Linked DNA regions of Homo sapiens: regions 2 and 3 are each linked to region 1. The links are chromatin contacts, found by Hi-C or POLR2A ChIA-PET in ENCODE. All regions are on one chromosome and are shown on one strand. Each heading gives the region's core, a stretch centred on a gene start or an enhancer-like site at or near the end of the contact. The rest is flanking DNA. Distances are from core to core; before and after follow the strand shown.

Region 1 (2,806 bases), core at 171-2,670:
TTATTAGTATCTTAAATCTTCACCCAGGAGTGGTGTTTTTTTTTTTTTTTTTTTTTTACTATTATAATGAGTATAATTCAGCCCAACGACACTGATCATGGGTTTCTGCGCTTGTGAGAGTTTGGGGATTTTCCCTTCTGCTCTCGTACCTCTTTGCTGCAAAATTTTCTAACCAGGAGCCTCGGATGTGGTTTGTACACTATGGGCTGGTTTGTTCTATTTATTTAGCAAGTTTGTTCCCCTTGAAGGGAGGCTATCACCACCTACCTAACCTACCTCCTAGAAACACACTAGGAGTACTGAGAGCAAATTGCATTAATCTCTGAAAACGCACGTATTTATGCCCTAAACCTACTACCTTAGAAAATTCTAGAAAACACAAGGATACTCCAGGATACATTTTACCAGCTAGTCAATCGTCATCTAGCCGCTTGAAAACTCTGTACATTTCCAACAGAATGAGGGTAAAAACGGCAAATAACACGTAAGAAACGTTATCAATGTTGTTTTGACTTTGTGAATTCCCTAGAAGGGTCTCAGCGACCCTGAGGTCACCAGACCACATTTCGAGAGCCATTGTACCAGACTCTGTTCTAGATAAAAGACGGAGCAATCGGAATGAATAAAATACTCTCTCTATGGGGAGCTGTTTACGTAGTGGCAACTGCGACCTGTTCTAAAGTGGAACAGAACCGAGCGCTGTGAGAGGGTGGGACTTGGAGACCTATCCTTGCCCGCCGGGCCAGGGGAGTGGGCTCTAGAAGGATGACCTTTCAACTGCGACCTGCTGAGGAGGAGTCGGCAAGGGTGGCCGCCGACCAGTTCTCTTTCCCGCCCACCTCCCCAAATCCCAGGAGAAGAGGGGCGGACGGGAAGCGACAGTGGCCGCGAGTCCCCGGCACGCGACGGGCTCTCAACCTGGCACGCCGAATCCTCAGGACAGCCCCGCTATCACGCAACTACTCGGGTGTCCCAAGAGTCGCCAGGGCCGGAGCCGCGCGCGGCGCCGGGGACCCGCGTGAAACCGCCTGTGGGAAGCGGGCGGGTGGCGCGCGCTCCGGGGACAGTGAGAGGCGGCGGACGGCGCGGGGACGTCCCGAAAAAGGCGCAGCCAGGAAGACGCAACTCCTGACGCGGTCTCGGGCTACGCGGAGGCGGCTAGTGGGAAAGGGGGACTCTGGGAGACAGTGCCTAACAGGGCCAGGCCCCCGACGGCTTCCTCAGGAGGACTCACGGTTCTGGGGGATTCCGGAACCGCTACCCCGTCGCGAGAAAGGAGGTCTACTTACGCGCGCAATCTCGAGCGAGCGGCCTTTTCCACCCCCGCGGTCTCTTGCGCCCTCTGGTGGCCTCTCGCGAGAACGACGCTGAACTTGTTCAGGTGGGACGCCAATAAAGATTTCTTATTCAAAAAACAGGAAGTGCCTACGGAGGCCGGGCCGGCAGCGGCGGCCGGGCATGAAGCCGGGCGGCTACGGGATCGCGGGCGGCGGCGGCATCGCGGGCGGCGGCGGCGATGAGCGACATAGTGGAGAAGACGCTGACGGCGCTGCCGGGACTCTTTCTGCAGAACCAGCCCGGTGGTGGGCCCGCGGCCGCCAAGGCGTCCTTCTCCTCGAGGCTGGGCAGCCTTGTCCGCGGCATCACAGCCCTCACCTCCAAGCACGTAGGTGCCCGCCGGCCCGGGAGCTCAGGGACATCGGAGTGAGGCCCCCGCGCCAGGAGGCCCTGGCCGGGCGGCGAGACTTCAGGGCCTCTGGGGTTAGCCCTCCGGCGGGGCTCAGGGGCTGCTGTGTCGGTTCGTCCTTTCGTCTGCCTGGAAGCTTCACTTTCCTGCTGGGACTGACAGCAGGGAAGCCGAGTTTCCACAGTTAGTTCTGACACTGACTCTTTGATCGGGGGCACATCTCTGTAACCTCTGAGCCTCCGTGTGTTTTCTCAACGTTGTGGTGGAAAAGTACTGATACATAATTCATAGGTTTTTTGTTTGTTTTGAGGATTGGGTGAGATGTCAAGCGTGTGAAAATACCTAGTGCGATGGAAGTGTCAGACATTATTTACCTTCCACAAAGTTTTTTTTCCCTACTCAGTTTCCTTCTCTCCCCCGGTGCCTTCAACTGAACAACAGTTCAGATGTCGCATACCTGAAGAGATCCTGTGAGCCTCTTGTTGAATATCTTTGGGGAGCTTGAGGTTCTTGGGTTACAACAACGTGTTGGGCAAAGAAAAAGCACAGTTCTCTCAAAATGTAAAATTTGCTAAGTCTCTGCCTCAAGTGGGCTTTGAAAATGAGCAGTTATAAAAATTCTTAAACTTTTAAAATTTTTAAATTTTTATTGACGGAGTCTCTCTCTGTCGCCCAGGCTGGAGTGCAATGGTGCGATCTCGATCTCGGCTCGCTGGAGCCTTAAGGTTTTAAAAATTTTAATTTTTGTTTTTTTTTGAGACGGAGTCTCGCTCTGTCGCGCAGGCTGGAGTGCAGTGGCGCGATCTGGGCTCACTACAAGCTCCGCCTTCCGGGTTCACGCCATTCTCCTGCCTCAGCTTCCCGAGTAGCTGGGACTACAAGTGCCCGCCACTGCCTGGCTAATTTTTTGTACTTTTCGTAGAGACGGGGTTTCACCGTGTTAGCGAGGATGGTCTCGATCTCCTGACCTCGCGATCCGCCCGCCTTGGCGTCCCAAAGTGTTGGGATTACGTGCGTGAGCTACCCTGCCCGGCCTTAAAATTTTTAAATTTTTAATGACGGAGTCTCGCTCTGTCGCCCAGGCTGGAGTGCGATGGTGCGATCTTGGCTCACTGGAGC
Region 2 (2,806 bases), core at 209-2,708, 770 kb before region 1:
GCCTGTAGTCCCAGCTACTCAGGAGGCTGAGTAGCTACTCAGGTGAATCACCTGAGTCTGGGGAGGTGGAGGCTGCAGTGAGCCATGATCACGCCACTGCATTCCAGCCTGGGTGACAGAGTGAGACCCTGTATCAAAAATAAAAAACAAAAATAAATTAAAAATAAGAAAGTCAAACTCACAGAAGCAGAGAGCATAATAAGCAGTTGCCAGGGGCTGGGGTTAGAGAAATGGGGAGATGTTGGTCAAAATTTATGAACTTTCAGTCATAAGATGAATATGTTTTGGAGATCTAACATACAACATGATGATTATAGTTAATAATACTGCATTGTATACTTGGAATTTGCTAAGAGAGTAAATCTTAAGCATTCTCTCCACACACACAAAATAATGAGCCAGGTATGGTGGTTCATGCATGGAATCGCAACACTTTGGGAGGCCAAGGCAGGAGGATCGCTGAGGCCAGGAGCTTAAGACCAGCCTGGGCACCATAGCAAGACCCCACCTCTATAAAAAATAAAAATTTAAAATAAAAAAATGGTAACTGTGTGGTGATTGGATATGTTAATTAGCTTGATTATGGTAACTATTTCACAATGTATATGTATATCAAATCATCACATTGTATACCTTAAATATAGATAATTTTTATTCATAAATTATACCTCAGTAAAACTAAGGAAAAATAAATTAATATGTAAGAATGATAGACTGTCAGTGAGAGGGAAATGGAAAAAAAGAAAAATAGACTGTCAAAAGTAAAAATAAATAAAAATTAAAAGTTGGAGTTTAGCAGAAGAAATAAAACATAATGTAAAAATAACTATGGCAAGTAAACTATGCAATGATCAGCGCTCTTATAAAGGTGGAAAGAAAGTTGCAATGGGAAAGAAAGGCAAGTGAGAAGAGGGTCAAGATCAGAGCAGACTTTGGGGAAGAGAAAGCTCTTGAGCTAGTCCTTGAAAATTGGTGTGATTCCTGTATACAACAATAAGGAGTGAAAGCCATTCAAGTAGAAAGAACAGCAGGAACAAAGACAGAGAAGTCAGAAAACAGAGTATCTGCAAAGAACATCAAATACTGTACTTCAGTCTATCTGGCAAGTGGAGTGCATAGGAGATAACGGGAAATCAGGGGAAAAAACATATGTTAGGGTTAGATTATGACCCTTACAATTATCCTAGTACATGACAATAATAGCCTAAGGCAGTGTCAACAAGAATGGAGAACAAAGTATAGATTCAAGAAATATTCCAAATATAGAACTGACAACATTTGGCAACAGAAGGGGAAGGAAGAGGTAAAATGTCAAAGATGATGTCACATTCTTTGCCCTAATGGCTAGGGGAATGTTGGTGGCATTGACAAAAATAAGGAGAGTGAACGTGGAACAAATTCTGGTCCATCTGTTTGAGTTCTGCATACCAATGCTCAGCTAGCTCATCACAAAGCAGAAGTAGAGAACATTTCAAGCTCAACAGTCACTCTGTGACTCATCAGATGTGAGGGTGAAGTTATTTTTACTCTCACAGCAGTAAAACAAAACCTGAACATTGTTAAAAAGATTCTTCAGGTTTTCTGAATGTTCAAGTGGGTTGTCTAGAACAACAAGCCTTAACTTAGAGCCTCAAAATCTAATCTTAGAGGAAAATTTAAATGGTTTTATGTCCCCAGTCCTTTAGTCCTTAGCTGGTTGAAATCTAAAAGCTATCTTTTCTCCTTTTGAGATATGAGTGTGACACATCATTCATCTCTAAACTTTCTCAGTTTTCTCTTCATTAAATATTTAGTGTGACAAATTCAGCTTGTAGGTTGATAAGGAGGTACTCTACATTTCATTATCTGGATTTTCCCTCCAACAATATTCTGAATAGTTTTTCCATATTGCTCTCAATCTTTAACCACTCCACCATCACTTGACGGTGTCACACTTCAGAGAACCTTTCATTTTAACCCCATTTCCATGAATCATTATCATTGCGGCTTGCGGGAATTGCTTGAGCTATACCCAGAGCATCTGACCTGTCATATCTGCCCGAGATCACTTTATGTGACCTTTTATGTGCACATATGGCCACGCCCCTAGACATTCTGTAAATCTAAACTAAGTATGGGGAACAAACTCATTAAAAATCCAAGCACAAGAATTCCAAATGAGACTTTACCTGGTGGCACAATAAGCAAATGCTTTCCGCTAAACAAGGAATTGGAGTCTACTTTCTGGACATATTTTCACCAGTCATAATAACTGAAACCTGACATACATAAAACTGTAACTAAATACCTATGCCGTTGAAGCAGAGTACCATAAAGAGAAATGTCCTAGGCTCCTCTTATATCCAATGGGGAAACTTTCTATCCAATTAAGGGAACACACATGTAGCTTCAAAGGGCCTACAGAAGAATGCTAAATTCTCACTGGTAAACTCATATCTCCCCAAAATTAAACTGAACGGTCCTCTGACGTTTAATAATTCTTTCATGTACATTTCAATGAAAGGTGAAGCTGTTTTATTTAATCCAACCTTGAGCGTGGATACTTTCCTCTTCCGAACTATTGATATAACCATGACATTTAAATGCACACGAGTAGCAGCAATTCCATTTGGATCCCCTGATTGAGTCGATTACTGTGATGTTAAGCATGCCCATTCCATCCCAGAGTTTAAGTAAACAAGACCACCCCTCTCTGCTCTTAGCCCAGGATTTATGAGGGCCGTGTGTCTGGCACTCAGGGAGATGTTGGCTTTCTCTCACCAGTGATTCCATATACAACACTGTCATATAATTTTTAGATTTTTCA
Region 3 (2,806 bases), core at 101-2,600, 640 kb before region 1:
TGTGGCACCAAATCTTAATGACTTTCTCTCCCTCCTGCTGCCTCCATCAACACCTCAGTGCTTAGGATATTTTTTAGATGCTAAAAAAAAATGTATCAAGTGAATGAACATATGAGTAAGGAAGGAAAAAAAAGTCAAGTTGAACACTCTGAAACTATTGCAAATTATTTATTCTTTCAGATTGCAGTCTTCAGTGCCTCTGTTGCTGTGTGTGCATGTGTGTGTGTGTACATATCTCTTTGTCTGTCTCAACATCCATTCCTTAGTACTCCCTGGGCTGCTTTTACCTAGGAGAGGGGACTCAGTTTCTCCCCTCTGCATCAGCTTATGCAAAGTTCTTAAGAACAGAACCAACCCCAGACAAAACTTATGAGACAAAGGTAGATTTCCACACCATTCTATCTTCCTTCTGCTCCCCTTCAACCCTCTCACATCCTGGTTCTTCTCCAGCAGGGCCCCACCAGAGATCTGAGAGCTCTAGACCTAACCCTCCACTGATCCAGGAACAGTGCTAAATGTATTTGTGTTCCACTCAGAAGATAAATATCCACAGGAACTTGCTCTCAGCTGACAGTGCCTTAGGAAAGCAATGGAATAAGCTAACGCACACTAATTAGTGAGTAGGAGGATATAAAACATTATAGAAATAGACATTCAAGATTCTTTTTTAAGCAACTACCTACTTTCCTGCTAAGGGAGATCCATGCCTGAGAACTGGATAACCACTTGGTTTTGCCTGATACAGAGTAGGCACCTACTAAATATTTATGAAATGAATGACTAAATGAAAGAACACTGCTGATAGATTCACACATGAAGGAATGAATGTTAAGAAAGAAAGGATTTGCAGTGATTACAGAATATTGAGAAAATTTTTTTCTATTTCAGAATATGAACAATCCCCTTTTCCCATCTAGTGGCTCAGGGATCCAAATCCTCAATTTTGTGGGAAAGTGGGGAGGAAAAGCAAGGCACGGTAGTGTGGACATATGTGAGAGTGGGTATATGAGAGGGAGAATGAAAGAGTGGTTGAGAAAAGTTTTACACTCTGATCCCACATTCCTTTCGCAGAAAAAAAAATGTTGCTGGTGCCAACTCTCAGAAGGCAATTCTAATGCTCCCATCAAATGTCACCCCAGAATCTAAGGGCCACCCACCAGCAGCCGTTCCTGCAGGAGTAGCAGCAGGGAAGAGGGCCAGGGATGCCCGTTGCTCACCTCTCTCTCTGTACTCCTCAGGCTCCATCATCTCCCTTGGGCTCTGGCTCCTTCTCACAGATGGACACGCAGGAGGTGGAAGGCGTGAAAGGCGTGGAGCAGCCCGGCTTCCCTCTTGCCAGTCCTGCGCACTCCCTGGCAGCCAGTGTGGGCCCTTTATTTAAAGGGTTCTTTCTTTGACCTTAGCTCCGCCCTTCAAAGTCCCTTCCTCCAGGTTTAATTAATTCCACCCTTTCTTTCCCCAGTCCTTGTAGAAAACAGCGACCACAACTTTGACTGGTCAAGAGAGCCAGGATAAAAGGCGCTTCTAAATTAAGCAGTGCACTTAGCAACCCAAGCCTGCAGGCAGCCTCCAGGTGGATGCCGTAAAAGAGCCCTCAGTTCTTTCTGCCCCTGGATTCAGACAATAGAGCTCCAGCCTCAGACAAGCTCCCAGCTCAGTAGACCAGAATAAGGCCAAGGGTATGCAGAAAAAGTAGCACAAATTATTAGTATTATTCCTGCCCCTGTTTCCTTATCAGCAGTAGGGAGGGAGGAACAGGCACTAATAGTGATGCCCCCTGTGCCCAGGAACAGGCAGAAGTTATCATTGACCACAATGGATTTTTCTATTACAACATACTATCTGTTGTTGCAAAGAATGAAAAAACACAGTTATAAGCCAAAAAGAATAGAAATTAAAACATCACCCCAAATTAATCACTTTTAGCACTTAAAGAAGTAGAAGGGGGGCGTGTAAAGGGACCTGCAGAAACCCCTGTAGGGAGGGGAAACACTATCCTTGGGGTTTGATTTCTGAGTAAAAAGTAATCCAACGTTTTCACGTTGCTAAATGCAATAGTCTTTCTTGTTTATTTGTTTCCAGTCGTCCTTCTGGTTCTCTTGGTGGCATTTTATTTGTTACTACTTCATCCTTGCAGCTCACAGTTTCTCTGGGCTTTCCTCCTACATCTCTGGCTGTTTGTTTCCTCCAATGCTGGCACACCTCAGGGCATTGCCCTCCTTTCATCTTTCTGCTTTGGTGGCATTGCCCATTTCTAAGGCTTTTTTTGTTTTGTTTTGTTTAGACGGAGTCTTGCTCTGTCGCCCAGGCTGGAGTGCAGTGGCACAATCTTGGCTCACTGCAACCTCTGCCTCCCGGGTTCAAGCAATTCTCCCACCTCAACCTCCTGAGTAGCTGGGCCTACAGGTATGTGCCACCATGCCCCACTAATTTTTGTGTTTTTAGCAGAGATGGGGTTTCACCATGTTGGCTGGGTTTGTCTCGAACTCCTGACCTCAAGTGATCCACCCGCCTCAGCCTCCCAAAGTGCTGGGATTACAGGTGTGAGCCACTGCGCCCGGCCCATTTCTTAGGCTTGAAATGTTACCTATGTGATATCCGTATAGGTTTAAACATACCATCAGGCCCTCCCTGTCTTTTGAGCTTCAAAATCTTATATCCAACTGCCTTTCTGACAAATCCTCTCTTATGACTCTGAGGCACCTCAAACTTAACGTATTGCAAAACTGTCTTTCCCCAAAAATATGCCCCACTTCTAGTCTTCCCCATCTCAGTTCATCATCTCTCCATTTTCCATCCACCCATC

The links. Hi-C counts contacts between places; a loop is a spot of excess contacts on that map. ChIA-PET counts read pairs that join two places held with the same protein, here RNA polymerase II (POLR2A). Pooled maps may share reads with other maps.
Region 2: a map of naive thymus-derived CD4-positive, alpha-beta T cell shows a loop between it and region 1 (21-fold over the local background). The contact joins the enhancer-like site here to the promoter of AP4E1 in region 1. A Hi-C loop is called at or near these places in 11 of 168 maps with a recorded cell type or tissue (CD4-positive, alpha-beta memory T cell, Caco-2, Calu3 and 8 more), 6 of 37 single-sample maps with no recorded cell type and 18 of 50 pooled maps. POLR2A ChIA-PET finds 5 or more read pairs at or near these places in 5 of 52 experiments (PC-9, T-cell, activated CD4-positive, alpha-beta T cell and 2 more).
Region 3: a loop to region 1 is called in a map of natural killer cell, with 15 times the contacts of the local background. The contact joins the promoter of HDC here to the promoter of AP4E1 in region 1. A Hi-C loop is called at or near these places in 1 of 168 maps with a recorded cell type or tissue (natural killer cell) and 10 of 50 pooled maps. POLR2A ChIA-PET finds 5 or more read pairs at or near these places in 1 of 52 experiments (K562).

Annotation. Positions count from the first base shown.
Region 1 is chr15:50,907,263-50,910,068 of GRCh38, forward strand. It overlaps AP4E1 (adaptor related protein complex 4 subunit epsilon 1), which reads left to right and starts at 1,421. Exons shown (of 21, transcript NM_007347.5): 1 at 1,421-1,666. The coding sequence starts at 1,517. RefSeq lists enhancers at 1,014-1,755, 1,230-1,519, 1,540-1,709, 1,756-2,497.
Region 2 is chr15:50,133,458-50,136,263 of GRCh38, forward strand. It overlaps a transcript of ATP8B4 not described here. Among named protein-coding and RNA genes, the nearest start is that of ATP8B4, 16 kb to the left of the region's middle. Within about 2 kb of position 1,459, at least 4 of the 41 ENCODE cell types and tissues checked have a DNase peak (open chromatin) inside an H3K27ac peak, as active enhancers do; they include mammary epithelial cell, where a contact is called at or near this core.
Region 3 is chr15:50,264,376-50,267,181 of GRCh38, forward strand. HDC (histidine decarboxylase) reads right to left here and starts at 1,351. Exons shown (of 12, transcript NM_002112.4): 1 at 1,218-1,351. The coding sequence starts at 1,248.